Regions from separate parts of the Mus musculus genome. Here region 2 is linked to region 1. A link is a loop called in an ENCODE intact Hi-C map of the cell type or tissue named here. Cell type or tissue: left cerebral cortex. All regions are shown on one strand.

The links. Hi-C counts contacts between places; a loop is a spot of excess contacts. Peaks named below come from ENCODE experiments on the same cell type or tissue, not always from the same donor. Only the 100,000 strongest peaks of a DNase experiment are listed, where the experiment ranks them.
Region 2: it touches region 1 in a loop (2.2-fold over the local background); 3 of 42 quality-filtered maps call a loop at or near these places.

What each region holds. Positions count from the first base shown.
Region 1 is chr11:82,382,569-82,390,568 of GRCm38, reverse strand. Tmem132e (transmembrane protein 132E) reads right to left here and starts at 1,669. Exons shown (of 9, transcript NM_001304439.1): 1 at 1,456-1,669. The coding sequence starts at 1,522. It overlaps Gm38577 (a long non-coding RNA gene), which reads left to right and starts at 3,129. Exons shown (of 3, transcript XR_880073.3): 1 at 3,129-3,613; 2 at 7,498-7,774. In left cerebral cortex, CTCF peaks have their summits at 1,749 (motif pointing left), 2,471 and 3,491; DNase peaks (open chromatin) are centred at 893, 1,778, 2,540, 3,210 and 1 more place; H3K4me3 peaks cover 3,647 bases; H3K27ac peaks cover 861 bases.
Region 2 is chr11:82,609,703-82,617,702 of GRCm38, reverse strand. No RefSeq gene overlaps it. Among named protein-coding and RNA genes, the nearest start is that of Gm24612, 18 kb to the right of the region's middle. In left cerebral cortex, CTCF peaks have their summits at 4,022 (motif pointing left) and 5,561 (motif pointing left); DNase peaks (open chromatin) are centred at 4,002 and 5,515.

The sequences.
Region 1 (8,000 bases):
CTGCATCCCTAGTCACAACTCCATACCTTATTCCTGCTGGTCAATGCCTGCTCATTGCTCCCGTGAAGAATCAAGAGAAAAGCAATCCCCAGGGAATCCAACCAAAGGCAAAACAGCTTACTCCACAGCAGGAGAAACCCAGACACCCAGAGGAGCTTCAGCTTGTTCCCTTCTGCCTCCTAGCTCTTGGGCCCTATGATTCCTTGAGACCACTTTCTCTTTACTCTTTCAACCTTGAAAATACACCCTACTCGGGGCGAGGGGCGCGGAGGGGGGTTCGTTGCGGAGCAAAAACGAATTAAGAGACCGTGGGGAGGTTCACAGCACACTCAAATCAGGCTGCCAGGGACTGCACAGATTCGGGCAAAAGCTGACCACTACAAACGGACGGTTCTCTCAAACATCCAGATGGCTCGCTCCACTAAGGCCTTCTCCAATTCTGTCCTTGGCTCACCCTCTCGGGAGTGGGGCATCAGAGTCTTATATCCCTAGCTAGTCCTTTGCTGGTTGGGGAATTGTCCCGGGTCAGCTGGTTTCACTTGGGCGCAGCAGAGGGCCGCTTCCCCGCCGCCCCTGCCCCCTTGCTTCCACAGCTCCCTTTCTCTCGTTTAGGTTTGCGCCCCTCTCCTCCTGGAGCATCTCCAGCTTGCGGAAGCCCGCCGCAGCGCCCTCCTGGCTCATCTTGAGTTCCCACTCTGGGTGGGGGAGGTTGTCCTACTACCCCCTGCCTCCAACCTTCATATCCCCCATCTCACTGCTGGGGCGCACCATCCCCGGGTTCCTCCCTCCGTCACCCCTTTCCGGCAGAGCCCAGAGCCCAGGGCGAGCCTGGGGAGCAGACGCAACAGATTGCAGAACGCTGGAGCGCGGCCCCGCTGCCTTCGCGCGCCGCCAGTCTCCCGGCCCGCGCCCGCTGCCCAGACCCCCGCCCGACTTGCTCTGCGAGCCGGCCGGCCATTGAGATGCTGCTCACAAGCCTCCCGGGCCCCAACCGTGCGCGTCCCTGTCCTAGGCCCGCCGCAGGAAGCCAGACAGCCGGCGGCACGGCCCGCACCCGCCTGCGCGCCGGGCCCGGAAGCCGCGATCTCGCCGGTCCCAGTGGTCCCCAGCCCCTCGCGCTGCATGGGGAGCTGCGGCCGGGTACCCGAGACTCGACCTAGCTGATCTCTCGCACCCCTCTAGATATCCGTGAGCTGACACGCCCCCAGGGTCTCGGGTTTTTCCCTGAATTCTAACTCTGAGACCGAGGAATCTACCCCCCCCCCGCCCCAATCTCCCCTGGACCGACCTCGGTCCCCTCAGCGGACTCCCGCTGCAGCCGGGAACCGTGCTGGTAGCGACGGCGGAGAGTCCAGGGGAACACTGGGATGAGGTGCTCCTTCCTTCGGTTCTCTCTGCGCCCCCTCCAGGGGCGCCCGCCGCATCTTCACCCCGAGTCTGCGCCGCGACACTTACCGTGGGCGAGCAGCACAGAGAGGCAGAGTAGGGCGGCGCCGCGGCGGCCCGACATCCCTGGGGCCATGGCCGAAGCGGGGGCAGGAGGGGTCCGAGGGTGTAGAGATCCACGGCGAATTGGTCTCAGGCTGGGCTCGGTCGCCTCCAACTCACTGGCGCCCAGCTGTGTCTGTTGAGGCTTCGGGGGCCAGAAAGCGCAATTCGGGGACACTTTGAGGGGAGGGGCGTCCCGGGCACCACCGGCTACACCCTCGGAGCCGGCGGGGGCGCAGCTCGGGGCGGGAGGAGTCTCCACCTCCCCGGGCTGGTGCCCCCTGCAGGATCTGCGAGGAGAGGGGGGAGCCGCACGTGCGGTCCCAGGGCCCGGTGGCCACCAACGTCCCGGTGGCTGCCGAGGGCCGCGTGCCGAAGCCCCTGGCCTCGCCGCGCCGCTCAGATCCGTACTCGCTCGTAGGTACAGAACCCCAACGCGAACTCGAATCGCCTCGGTTTCGGTGGTAACCCCACATGCACAGCGCGGCTTTCTTCCTCTCCCAAGCGCCCTGCAGCAGTAGGGAAAATCCCAGGTCGGGAGGAAACGGATGATTTCTTTCGCAAAGAGAGAAAATCCAGGCAACTTTAATCCATCCGGGGAAGGAAAAGTTTCCTTGCAGGGATGAGACAGGCGACGCGGGTCGCCACCACCCTAGGCGACGCCCAGACGAAACGTCTGAGGTGGGGGACCAGATGTTTGTCCCTTCGCAGTGCTCGGTCTTGGACTCCAGCACTCTCTCCAGTCTCGACCGGGGTCTGCGCTAGCACAGGCCAACTCGGCGCCGCCTGGCCAGGCTGGGGTTCGGTGGCTGGAGCAAGGGTGGAGCTCTAGGCACTCGCTGCCCCATGGAGATGAAGCTAGGAGAAGCGAAGGAGCGGAAGCGCCAGCTAAGGCGCCCCAGCTCGAGCCGTTTCTTCCCAGAGCGTCTCCTCCAGTATCCAGCCCGTAAGCGTTGTAGGATGAGAGATGGGGTGGTCAGCCCTCGGCAGCACCGGCTACCCTTTTCTTTCCTCTCCGGTAGGGTGTCGCTGTCTCAGCACAGGGGTACCTTGCCCCGCCTCACACCTCTCCTCGCTTTCCCGGGGGAACCTACACAAACCTTGAACTTTTCCGAGGTTCACAGTCTCCGATCCCTCGTCCTACCCATCACCCCCGCCTTGCCCCTGGACACCCGCTCGCCCGTTGCCTCGGTGCGGCAGGGCACAGGCTGTCGCTCTTTCGGAGTCAGTCTGGGCGAGTAGATCGCCGCTCCAGTCCCAGCTACGGGTGGCAAGAAGCGGGAGCGCGGCCAGTGGGCTAAGGCAACCGCACCTGCGCAGCCCCTGGCCGGAGAGGCAGCAGCGGGTACCTAGGCGGCCTAGAAAAGATAGAGATGCCGATAGGGGTCCAGCTCTCCTTGGACGTGGGGTTGGGGAAGAAGAAGAATCAAGGACCAGAGGAAAAAAAAAAGAGGCGGGGGAGCCACAGTTGACCGAAGCAGTCGCTGCCACCTCCACGGCGCTCCTCGGTAAATGGTTGAAGAAAGACACACACACACACTGATGCTCGCTGCCCTCCTCCTCGGTCCGGCATCCAGCGCCCACCAGGACCGTAGCGGGCGGGCGCCCAGCTTGGCGCGCTCGCTCCCTTTTCCTCCCTCCCCTCCCAGATTCCCCGTGATCACGTGGCCCCGGAGCGCGCAGCCCACGGCTCGCGCGCCACGGAGACTTCCCCCTCCCCCGGCTCCCCTGTCTGTCCACGTGTCCATTCCGCATTCCCAGCCTGGGGGCGCGCGCGGCTCCTTAATGAGAGCCGGCCCAGGGCTGGCCTCGCCGTTCAGTTCTACTCCGCTTTACATTTAATTTTTTTCCCCCTCTGAGATTAAGGTTGGTGCGATCCGAGAGGGGTCGGTCGGCTGCTGCGACTGCGGTTCTCCTGAGCAGACGCCACAGCCGAAGCCGACCGAGGTCCCTTTTCAGGGAATGCCAGCTCCCCGCAGGGTGCCGGAGATGTTTTCGGTGGTTCTATCCGAGGCGCGGGTAGGGGGCAGCCTCCCACAGCCTCTGAGTCCTCCTGGGTCTGCAGGGCACCCGGTGGGAATCAGACAAGCTGCCGCGCCCAGCTCCTCTGGTTGGAGCTCCTCGGGTAAGAGGCAAGGGGCGCCGCTGGAGGCCGAGGAGAGACTTGCCTCTGCCTACAGGTTGTTTTGCAAACCTCTGAAAGGTGTCCGGGCGCGGAGGTGGGTGGGTGGGTGCGAGAAACTGCCCCTCTGTACTCTCACCCAGTCATCAGCTGAAGAGAGGGGGGTGTGAGGCAGACATTCACTCCCACCATCGCGCCTTTTCCATTAGAACGCAACCCAAATCAGACCCGACCGTCAACCGCCAATAGTCAATCAGGCATGAGATCAATGGCAATGATCTGACAGCATTATTGGATGTCACGAGGGAATCCTGAGAGGTCTGATCTCTATCAGTCCTACTCTGGAGGGGCAGTCTCTTGTCCCATGGGCATAGCCCATAGTGAGAGAATAGAACTTGAGAGTCACCCGTTATACCAGATGGAGTATGGGCTAGACAGATCAGAGCAATGGCTGGTGGGACTCTCCGTCTACACTTTATCTGTCATACTCGGGTCTTTTCTAGCCTTCCTGATCCTGTGAGTGTCCTTTTTGGGAAAATGGGTTTGGATGATGACGATAGGAACCTTCCTTGCCCCCCCCCCCCCCAGCTGCTGACTATCCCTGCTTAGGTTTCATATTGGAACCTGCCTAGCTGTTCTTGCTCCTCCCTCATAGCTCAGAGGTTCAGTGGGGAGAGCTAACAGTCTATTGGAGGCCCTGGGGAAAGACTATGCTGTAGTAGTCAAAGAAGATGATTCTCATTAGGTCCCTAATGCCTGGTGGCAATTAATGTCACCTAAGGGCTTATTAACCATCCCAAGGAGAGGCAAGCCAGCTACCAGCTCTCTCTCCTCCACCCCCAATCTGTGATGTTGAGGCATAGAGTACAGGACCCACTAAACACAAGCAGAATCCTTCTGGCCCTGACCACCAGCCCACTGGGGATCCAGAACTTAGGGATGGCTGGATGAAGGAGACAAAGCTGCTTCCTCTAAGATGCTGCCCAGGCTGCCCTTCTCCACAGCTTCTGTAGCTGACTCAAGAGCCAGTTCAGGTGAGGGCCCACCCTACCCTCCTAGCCCTGGCTGGAAGTAGCACACGGTGTTGGGTAGGGTGCTGGTAGGCTGGGCATCATGGAGTTCTGAAGAAACCAACTCAGTTTCCCCTCCTTGCACCCCAACTTCCATAACAGTACTGTGGATGTCTCCAATGCCACAGGTGTCAAGGGAGAATTAGCCCTTGTTCCCATGGATCTTCTGTTCTGGAAGGGAAGGGTAGATGCTAAGCATGTGAACTAGACTCTGGGGACACCTGAGGGTACTGCCATCTTTGTGTGTGTGTGTGTGTTTATGGGATATACACAAGCCTGTGGAAGCTAGAGGTCAAAGTGAACTGTCTTCCTCAATCTCTCTCTACATCATCTTCACCTCCATCATCATCACTACCACCATCATCATCATCGTCGCCGTTGTCTCTCACTGAACTCGAAACTCATTGTTTGGGCTAGACTGACCAGCCAGCCAATTCCAAGGATCTGCACATCTCTGCCTCTTCACCCTGTGGGTTATAGACACACTTCACTATGCCTGATTCTTACATGTTTGACGTTGATGTGAACTAGGGCCCTCATGCTTGTGCTGTAAGCACTTTGCTGACCTCTTGCTAGCCCGTGATCCTGTCATCCTCACAGAGTGGTGGTCTGGACTCCAGCCCTATTCTTTCCATACCTCCCAAGGTGATACGTTCGTCACTAACAATGAAGACTTGCCGTGTCAGCATGCCTGATGACCCAGTCGGTTCCTGGGTTCCACATACTCCTCTCGTCCAACTCAGAGGAGTGAGCCATCTGGAAAGTACAATACCAAAAGAGTCTCAGTTTTACTGTGCAGGGACACCTTACTTTTGTCAGCTGCATTCTGGAGTTCAAGGAAGAAGATAACTGGAGTAAAATGTACTTATCCAGTTGTCCCTAGCCTGACAACTAGGATGTCAGGAGAGAGGATGATCTTCCAGGCCATGTGATAAGCTACCTGTGGTCTCACCAAGAAGTATTGGTCTTGGAGTTCCTGTGAGCCATGCCCTGGGGACCTAGATGGCAGAGGTCAAATGGGGCCTAGGCTGGAGGAAGGGATGTAGGGAGGAACAGAGAGAGGGCTGGCATGCATGGCAGTCTTCTTCCTGTTTTTCCTTTCTGAGTGTCTTTCTGGATGGAGTTTTGTCAATGGCTGGGACCATCTCCTTTGCCAGCTCCTTTGTGATGCTTGGGAGAGAGAAGAAGGAGTAGGGGGAGGGGAGGGAGTGGGGCTCTGCTCCAGCACCTTGCACAGGTGCTCATCAAGACCCAATCCAGAGCCAGTACTGCTTCCTCCCTGTCTGACCAGCCCCTGTGAGAGTGTCCTGGCTTTCAGAATGCCTACCACTAGGAGGAGACAGGCGGGGGGGGGGGGGGGGGCTTCCTGGGACCTCCTGGGGCTTCTCATCAGATTCCCTAAGTTAGCCCTCACTCTTGTAATCACTGCAAACATCACACTATGTTAACTCTGCCATTTTATTAACCACTTTGATTTTGTGAGTGTGTGGTGTATGTATATGTTTAGGATGTACTTACCCCCTACCCACTACTCCTCTCTCTCTCTCTCTCTCTCTCTCTCTCTCTCTCTCTCTCTCTCTCTGTGTGTGTGTGTGTGTGTGTGTGTGTGTGTGTGTGTGTAAGCTGGTTTAGCTATCCAGCTTTGTTTCGTTTTGTTTTTTAATTTGGGAGACAGCGTCTCTCACTGAACCTGGAACTTAACTGTTTCAGCTAGACCAGCAGGGATCCACTTGCCTCCACCCTGCCCAGGTTATAGGTATTCATGGCTACTTCCAGATTTTTACATGGGGATCTGAATTCAGGTCCTCATGTTTGCACAACACTTGAGCCACTGAGCCATCTCCCTAGGCAGGAACAAATCCTTTTTATTGAGTGCTGTGCTCGGGATTGGAATGAATAGGCTGGGCAAGACAAACACCCAGATGGTAGACGTTTGAGAGCCTCCAAACCCTCAGGGAGGCAGTGGCACTGAGCACTAGCATCAGGAGTGCCTCTGAGGTGCTGGCCGCTGGGCTTGGGAATCTGCATGCATTCTGGTGGGTGCTTGCCTCGCCCCTATACTGTTTCCATTTCCAGTGGTGCCTCAGAGACAAGATGTTTCCTGACTGGGTTAGAAACCAACAGCACCAAACCAAATGTGAGATCCAGAGGTCAGATAAGTAGCCACCTGACCATTGCATCCCATTGAGCTCCACAGACAGCCAGCCTCTGTTTATCCCTGGTTGTACTTAATGGCCAGGAGGGTTCTAAGCATACACAGAACTTTCAGCTTAGAGAAGTCATTGGAGCAAAGGATCCAGTACAAGATGTCCAGGAACAAGGGGTCACTGTTTCCTGTACCCCTGTGTTGTCCACAGCAACTCAGCCTGTTGTCCCCTCATCCCACCACAGCACTGACTCACAACTCTGTGCATTCGTTGTGGAGTCTACCCCAAGGTTACTTGTACATAGGGTTATCATCACCATCATCCTGCCTCTGGTCTGCAGGCTCCTCACCTCCCACTGCCTGATGGGATCCTAGCTACAATTCCACAGTCATCACTAATCTCTGTTCCTGAAGACATCAGCAGCTAAAGGCAGAGAGACCTGTTTCCCGTTCTGTAAGGCAAGTTCTGCCTAGTTCCCTCCAATTTCTGTAATAAAATGTCACCGGCTGGGCGAATTAACACATTTACTTCTTCTCTTGCTGAAGGCTGGAAGTCCAATATGAAGGTGTTGGCAGGGTTGCGTCTTTGGAGGGCAGATGGATGTCTTCTGTGTGGTCATATGGCCACTTCTCGGTACTCATGAATCCTTGGTTTCTTTTCTTTTAATAAGGACAATAGTCCTTTGGATGTGAGCCCCACGCCAGCGGCCCCATTTCAATTTAATCACCTGTTCAAACGCCTTGTCTCCAAATACAGCTGCATTCTGTTACTTAGAGGCAAAACTTCAATGTGTCAATTTTAAGAGTTCACAATTTAGCTCCTAACAGCATCTGTAACTCACCATCCACACTGGGGTGTCCCTGAGAGGAAGAGGAATGCTCAGAATAATGATGTCGGAGCAGCAGCCTTACATGAGCAATCGAGGGAAACCAGAACACTGGGCGCGAGTGAGTCTCATCATTCATCTGGTGACTTTGTTTTAAGCCCCAAATCCCTCCTGTGCTCTGAGAATTTTGCCTCTCCCTGCTCAGTTCCCTTCCCTATCTGGTCATCACTAGTAGATGAACCCCACCCCTAACCCCCCAGCAAACATCGTGTCATGTGATCAGCTTAAGACTCTAGATAAGCTATACTAGTGCTCCACCGCAGGACTTGAGTCCCAGCCTTCTTTCT
Region 2 (8,000 bases), 230 kb before region 1:
GGCAGTAGTAGGGACCACTCTGGGTCTGATCTTTCGCACAGAGAGCCTCTACCACCAAACCCCAGCCCAGCAGGCCTGGTAGGAGGTGGAGAAGCTTCAAGGACTTGAATAGAGAGGGGAGGCGGGAGGGAGGTGCAGAGGGCTTTGCTTAAGGCATTTGTTTGCCTTCTGGATTTGAAAGCCTCCGACCCATTTCTCTTCTTCCCCTCTGCTGGAGGGTCCTCTGTTCCATATATCAGCCTTTATCATACACAGCTATTTTTTTTACCCTGCCTTTGATGTAGCCCTTGCTATCAGTGAGGCATGCCAGCCTGCCCCTGAGCTTGCTTCCCACTGTCCACTCACATCCCAGCTGCTTCAAGTGGTCAGCCACCTGCTTCTTAGCATCCAAATCTTGTTCTCAGGCAAAACCCTGTCGTTCTAGTGAGGCAACAAGGAGAGATGGAAGATGGTTTTCTCAGTCATGTGCAGCGATGTAGAAGCTGCACAGTCCTGTCCGACCTCGCAGAGATCTCCACAGGAGCCCTGGCTGTCTAGGTGGGGAAGGAAGTTTGCTCTGCTACACTTGGTCAGCAGTGGGGACCTACCTCCATAAGCAACTGATCTAGGTGGCTGTGGATGTGAGGCGCCCCCTCCCCCAGTGTCTCTGCTTCTCCATGCTCCCCACGTGGAGTTTAATGAGAAGCAAAATGCCACAGGCACAGAGCCCAGTGGGAAGGAGAATGTGGAATCGGGGCTGCTGGAGATGGCCTGGGTCCTGTGCACCTGTGGGAAGATCGCTTTGATGTCATAACTGAGTATGTGAAAATTAAAAGCAGAAAACCAGAGGCAAAGCCAGTTGCTGGGGGGATAGCATCGATGGAGGCTGGGCATGTTTTTCTCTTAACCATTCTTCTCTGAAGGCCTGGCATTCATGGTCATAGGCATGCATGTGTCTGTGTGTGCAGCCTGCATCCATGTGTCTGCACACTCCTACACAGGCATATTCACCCATGTCCTGTGTGTGTATGTGAGTGCCTGAATGTGTGCGAGCATGTATGGATACCTATAGTGCTGCTCTGAGGTTTTGGTCTGGGGCAGTGGGGAACACTGAGGATGGAGATCAGGCCTGCTAGCTGGCCTCTCTTTGTCTCTGTTTGGACTGCCAGACACACAAGAATGGAGTGTCTGAAAAATAACAGGTGCTAGCCAGATTGGGGTGGCACACATCTTTAATCCCAGCAATTGTGAGGCAAAGGCAGGCAGATCTCTGTAAATTCAAGGCCAGTCTGGTCTACAAATCGAGTTTAAGGAGAGCCAGGACTATACAAAGAAATCTTGTCTCCAAAACAAAACAAAAACAACCAAACAAAAACAACCCTCCAAACCAGCTAACCAAACAAAAACAAAACAAAACAAAACAAAAACACCCTCCAAACCAGCTAACCAAACAAAAAAAACAAAACAAAAACACCCTCCAAACAGGTGCTCAGTTCTCACTGAGTTGTGGAGACCAGGAAGGTGTCTTGGGGAGGGCCTGGTCTGGTTCACTGACAGTGAGTAGAAGGGCAAACATGCCCCTTTAATTCCCCCTTGCCAGGGCACTGACTCACATCCACAGACCCTACTCTTATGATGGAGACACTTTCTGAAAGGCCCACTTCCTTCTTCTGTCACCTTGTGGGTTGTCTTAGTGTCTTCTCCTGTTGCTGTGATAAAATGCATGGACAAAAGCAAGTTAAGGAAGGGAAGATATATTTCAGCTCACAGTTCAAGGTTCAGCTCATCATGGTGGGGGAGTCAAGGCAAGCAGGAGCTTGAAGCAGCTGGTCCACTTATCCCTGCAGGCAGAAGAGCAATAGGTGAGTGCTGGCTAGTGTTCAGCCCACTTTCTCCATCTTATATAAATGCAGGATCTCCAGCCTAGGGAATGGTCTCACCCACAGTTGACATGTGCCCTTCTCTGTCAGTTAATGGAACCAAGACAATTTCCTACAGACATTCTCAGAGACTAACCTTAATGTAGATAATCCCTCACGGGTGTGCTCAGAGTCTCATTTCCCAGGCGATTTTGAATTCTGTCAAGTTAGAAACAGTAACCATCCCAGAGGTCACGAGGATTTCAGTCTAGGAACTGGGATCAGGGTGAGGTGCTCCCACTTGTTTTAGGCTACACTCTTACTTTTGCTGAGTCTCTGTTCTTACCTAGAAAATGAGGTAAAAGTTAGGCACATGGGGCAGGTGAGAGAACTCTTGGAATAATATGTGGAAAAGACCTCAGGGAACATCAAGACTAGGCAAACACTCAGTTATTACTCATTCACCTGAGAAGCAGTCATTGAGCATTTCCTGTTGGGGACCCCATCCGAGGCCCTGAGGCCCTGAGGCCCCGAGTCACAACTGCAGATACCCATGGTGCTCCCTGCAGAGCCCAGAGAGTACTGGTCTACCTCGAGGAAACCCTGAGGTGTTTGTCAATGCTGTGAGAGGAAGTGTGAGGAGTGGATGTCTTTCAGGTAAGGGGGAGGGGATCTGTGCTTAGGCTAAAGCCCCTTCTCACAGAGAAACAGGAATCGCAAAAGCTCAGACTGAGACTGGCATGACTCAGTGTGTCTCATGGTCCAGTTCTAATCTAGGCCACATTATGCTCCAACCAATGTCTCTCCTGCCATGGGGGCAGCCAGGCCTGTGAGCATTCCTAATTCACTCTTGAACTCAAAAGCATTAAGTATCACTTTGTGCGGGCCCAGCTGCAGTCTTCTCACGCCAGGAGCCTAAAGCCTCCTATAGCCCATCGGTAACCCTCAGATGCCCACACCAGCTTCGGAGACACTCCCAGATTGTGTGAGTCACTGGAATTCTAGGCTGTTTCTCTCCTTCCAGGAAAATGTCTGCCAATGGCTTTTATGACACCAAGTAAAAAGCCCTCCCCACTTTGGATACTTTTATGTCAGCTTTAAAGGGTGGGCGCGAAAAGCGCGGACATCTCAATGAAATAACTGCCATCAGACCTGGGTCTCTTCTTCCTACAAGACAGAAATGACAAGCCAAACTGGAGGTGGCAAGTACCTCCAGGGACCTCATGGTGCCGGGCTTCAGGACCCATGCTAAACTTCCAGTGAAGGGAGGGGCTTCCCCACTGCTTGAGGAAGGGCTTAGCCTCCCTCTGGGACCCCTGGGCCCACATACCCAGCTGCTCGTTTGGCTTGACCAATCGGGGTTTACAATCCTAGGTCATGTGCTTTGCTGAGCACTCTGTGGTCATAGCCGTATGTTATGCTGAACGCTCAAGGTGGGGACAGAAAATGAAGGTCAGATCTGTTCTACCATGGCTGGTTTGGTCAAGTCTCCTGACCTTTTAGTGACCTGGTTTCCTTATGGGAATAAACAGTATATGCCCACTGGGGTTGGGAGGGGGCAATAAATAAACTGATGCTAGAAGACGAGATGGTTCAGCGGGTAAAGGCGCTTGCTGCCACTCCAGACAAATTGGACTTTGATCCCTAGGACCCGCATGGTGGAATCAGAGAACCAACTGCTTCAGGCTGTCATCTCGGCCATCTCATCTAAGCGATGGGGCAGCTGTGACCTGGTGTAATTGTTACTGTACTGTATGTAGCAAGCGTCCAAGCATCACCCTTTCCTCGGTTCTGGTTGGGTCTGTCAGCAGGAGATGGGAATTGGGAAAGGGCGCTGTGAGGTGCTCGCTCCTACTCCACCATGGAGAGCTTCAATATTCAAGGTGGTACAAGTGGCTGGAAACATCTGGAAGGTCCTCATTCGCTAGCTCATGCAGCTCCCGGGCTGGGACTCCTTTTTGAATGGCACATTCTGACTGGTGATAGGTGAGTCTGAAGAGAAAGTATCGAGAGAATGAGCAGGGGAACGGGGTGGGAACAGGAATTGGGAGGGGGGGGTGACTGGGGGGGGGTGCACGGGGAGCCGGTTTGTGATGGATGGGTGGGTAGGAGGAAGGAAGTGACTTCCTTCTATAACCTAGCTGCTGAGTGTCGCCTCTGCTGCCCTCTAGTGGTAGAGGCAGTGGCAAACCTGCCTAGGTTTAAGGTAGGAACAACTAACAGACCCAGCTTATGGGTTTGGATACTTGAAGTAAAAACGATACATGTTTAGAAAAATGCCTGGGCTATAGTATTAGTATAGTTAACAAATGCTAAATATTATGAAAAGCAACACCTAATAATTAAATGGTACATTTTATAACTAGTGAAGTATAAGTAAGTGAAATATTATTTTAGTTTGTGTTGGGGGAGAGGAGATGGTAAAGAAAGCCTCCAGGAAGATGATACATGAGTAGGGTTTTGGAGGATAGATAAAGAGTTTGCTATGGTATCTCTTCACACAATTTGGGTAGAGGAAGTAACTTGGACAAAGTCCTAGAGGGCTTGAAACAGTGATGCGTTCATGTATCCCTGGTGCTGCAGCAACATTTAGAGCCAAGAGCGCTGTCCAGAGCAAGCTGGGGGGAATCTTGTCAGCAGGACTGGTTGGGATTTTGTCATGACGGTAGCAAGAAGCTATGAAGGGTTCAAACAGGGTGAGTGACAGCATTGTAAAGGGGAGAAGGTGGTATCTGGGGACCAGAGGAGAAGCCATAGCACGGCCCCATGCAGTAACATGACCACCTACATGGTGCCTGTCCCCACTCCAGGCATCCAGGAGGAGGCAGGTCTGTCCATTGTTTTATTACATTTATTTAGGTATATATTTTATGTGCATGTGTGCAGGTTCATGCGTATGCACCACAGTGCCCATATGGAGGTCAGAGCACAAGTTGTAGGAGTTGATGCTTTCCTTCCATCCTGTGGGTCCCAGGCATTGAATTCCAGTAATAAGGCTTGGGTACAAGTACCTTTCTGTGCTGAGCCATCTTACCAGGTCCCAGATCTGTCAATTGTACTTCCTTTCACTGAGTCTGAGGACCCAGAGAACTGAAGTCCCCCAGCCTAGAGCTGGAGACATCATGAGCTGATGATGATGCTAGTCTTACATAATCACAAAAGGGGACAAAAATGGCCTTCTTCCTGACACAGGCTCTAGACAGTCCTGTATGTTCTTGCTGCATGGCAGACACTAGGTGGTCACATCTCAGCAACTAGTGGATGCTGTGTCTATGATGCATGAGGTGGCAGTGTGAGGGAATTGGGGCAGGACACAGACATCCTGCAGCGTACAACCTTGGGGTGGAAACATGGGTGCTGGAGCCTGGCTCTCTGGCTTCAGGAAGAACACTTCTTCCCTGTCCTCTAACTTCCTTGTCCTTGCATGGGAATTCAGTGACATATGTATCCTGAGTGTATGGGACATGAAGCTCAAACCCTCTAAAAACACTTCTGTTGTACCTGCTGAGAACCCAGGACCCTCATCTTCTTGTCACCCAGTAGCCCAGAGAAATGGTGCTGCATCTAGACCATCTGCCTCTTTTGACTACACAGTAGACTACACTTCCCAGAATCCCCAGGGTGGACATACAACCTGGATCAAGGCCAGAAAAATGGTGGCCACAAAGGAGATGCTGCCAACTTCCACTTTCTCCCTCTGCTGGCCAGTTGCAGAGGCACTAGAATGACAGGTCTCCACCAAGGTTTTGTCCCTCTGGGAACCCTTGGCAGTATCTAGAGATAACCCACTGTCATGATTTGTGGGAGTGCTACTGGTGGGCAGAGATCAGGGATTTGGCTAAATACGTCACTGTGCTTGGTAGGACACCTCCACAGATCATCATTTACCCCATGCCACTAGTGATGAGTCCCGGATTCTCATCTCGAGTGTCCAAGTCCCTTTGATGTGCAAACAGAAGAGCCTGTGTTCTTGAAGGGCTGCATGGAACACCACAGCTCATGAACTCTGCGCATTGCTAAGCCATTGGCTTCTCAGGCTGTGTTGTCAGAATCACTGGTGTTTCTTGCTTGATGACCACTTCATTTAGGAAGCCAAGACCAATGTGAAGAACTTGTATGTTTGAACTGGTAAGTCTGGCTCTAAAACCTGGGCTGGCCTCTGTGTTATAACTCCTGGTTCTAAGGAGAAGTGGGCCATCACTGTGCCTCCCCTTGTCTGCTTTCTGGGGGCTTCAGTTGAACAAACAGAGCACCCAGTAGGTGGGCAGACAGAGCACCTATCACCAGCATGTGGCTTACTCCCCTGCAGAGCCATGACTGGTGAGGGTGCAGGTACCAAGATGGTTGGTTATCTGGTTCTCCAGACCAGGCTGATAGTATCTCTACATCTGGGGCATCTGGGGCAGCCCAGGTTGGTTATCTGTGACAAATGCTTCTTTAAAAGGCTGGAAAGACACCACTCCTGCATGGATCCCTGTGGTGTCCTCTTCAGGGAGTTCCTATAGTCTGAGTATTCCTTTCAAGCCACTGGGTACTCCTCTTGCCCCAGGCTTGAGTTCGTAAGCAGGTGTCTGGAGGTGTCTCAGCTCCTTGTTAATTTCCTGGCTTGCCATCCTGAAAGTCGGAGGGCTGAGAGACTGCCACACAGGAAGATGGGGAGATAACAGTGTCTGCCCCGACTTCCCGCCTGTCAGCAGTCTGTCTCCCTCACCTCTGTCTACCCTCATCGTCTCTGTCATGCAGTCAGAGCCTTGACAAAAGGCGCTGGTCAGCCTAGTTGCAGGCAAGCTCCGGAACTAGAGGAAACCTAGGTGTCTTTGGTTCTAAGACTCAAACGTGTGTTTCTGAACATGTGTGGAGGTGTGCTTACCTACACTTCCCACCCTTGGTTGTAAACATCTCTGACAGATCATTTAGTCCAAGCCTCGGTAGCCACACAACTTGGCACCCTGCCAAAGGATCCCCACAGCCCCCCTTTCCTGAAGTAACTTCCAAGGGTGAGCCTGACACCCATGCCACTTCTCCAGTAGGTGAAAAGTCCTTAGGTTTGCTCCAAGTCTATCTAGCTGAAATCCAAGACCTTTGTCTGTAGGTTCTGGATAGAGATTACTGTCTTTTTACTTCTTAGATATTAATCTGCCAAGTAGCTGAAAAGAGAAAGTATACTCCCCTCTTACTGAGCTTTCTACATTCTCTTTTGCATTCGGAGCCCAACCCATGGTCTGTGGAGGTTGGCTGCAGGAGGGACGTACACAGCAGAAATGGCCTCACTCCTCTCTGGCCCTTGGATGTTTCTCTGGCCTGCTTTGAAAGCTCTGTGGCTGCAGAGCAAGCAAGAGTGTGGGAAGACTGGCGGACAGGCAGAATTTAACCTCCCTGGGTTTGAGTTAGACTCAGTACCCGAGTTAAGTAGCTAGATGGAGATTGGTGGCCTTGGAGGCCATTGAGGATGGACACCTCCCTCATGAGGGACCCCACCTTCCGTTCCCCTAGAAAGGAACACACAGCTGCTCCTCTTTAGGCCCCTGGGTCTGGAGAATGGAGTCCACCTCAGGCTATAGCTGGAGGCATGATATTCTCACCTGTTCCAAAGCAGAGAATGTCACATATTACTGCTCCTTCCTAAAGAAAAGATAAAGCAGCTGGGCTTGTCATTCACCCAGCCTGGAAGTCACCCTTCAGGACGGTGGATTCGCCTGAAGACTCTCTAAGGAGATGGGAGGAGTAATTATCCCTTTAATGAGATAATATGCTTATAGCACCCAGAAGCCCCACCCCCCACCCCAGCCCCAGCGGTTTATGGAACATCCATGCAGCACTGATAAACCTGCCTGGTTTCCCAAGTTCTGACTCACAAAGCAAAGCTTGCCTTTTCCCATCTTTCTACCCCCTTTCCTAAGCATGCTTTTGGGCACTCTGGGCTTCCTTGCTTTTCCTCTAAAGCTCCCTCACCCTCCTGCCATGCAGCTGCTTGCTGGACCTCCATGGCTCAATGGGTGGTTTTCTTGGACCCAAACTCAGCATGCATGGCTTTCTCTTTTCATTCTTCCATCTCTTCGTCTTCTGGCAGGCGCCAAAGTCTGCAGTTTGCCTGACCCCTTGCTTTTCTTCCAAACTAAATTGTCTTTGAGTTTCCTTCTGAGTCCATCTTTAAATTCTTTT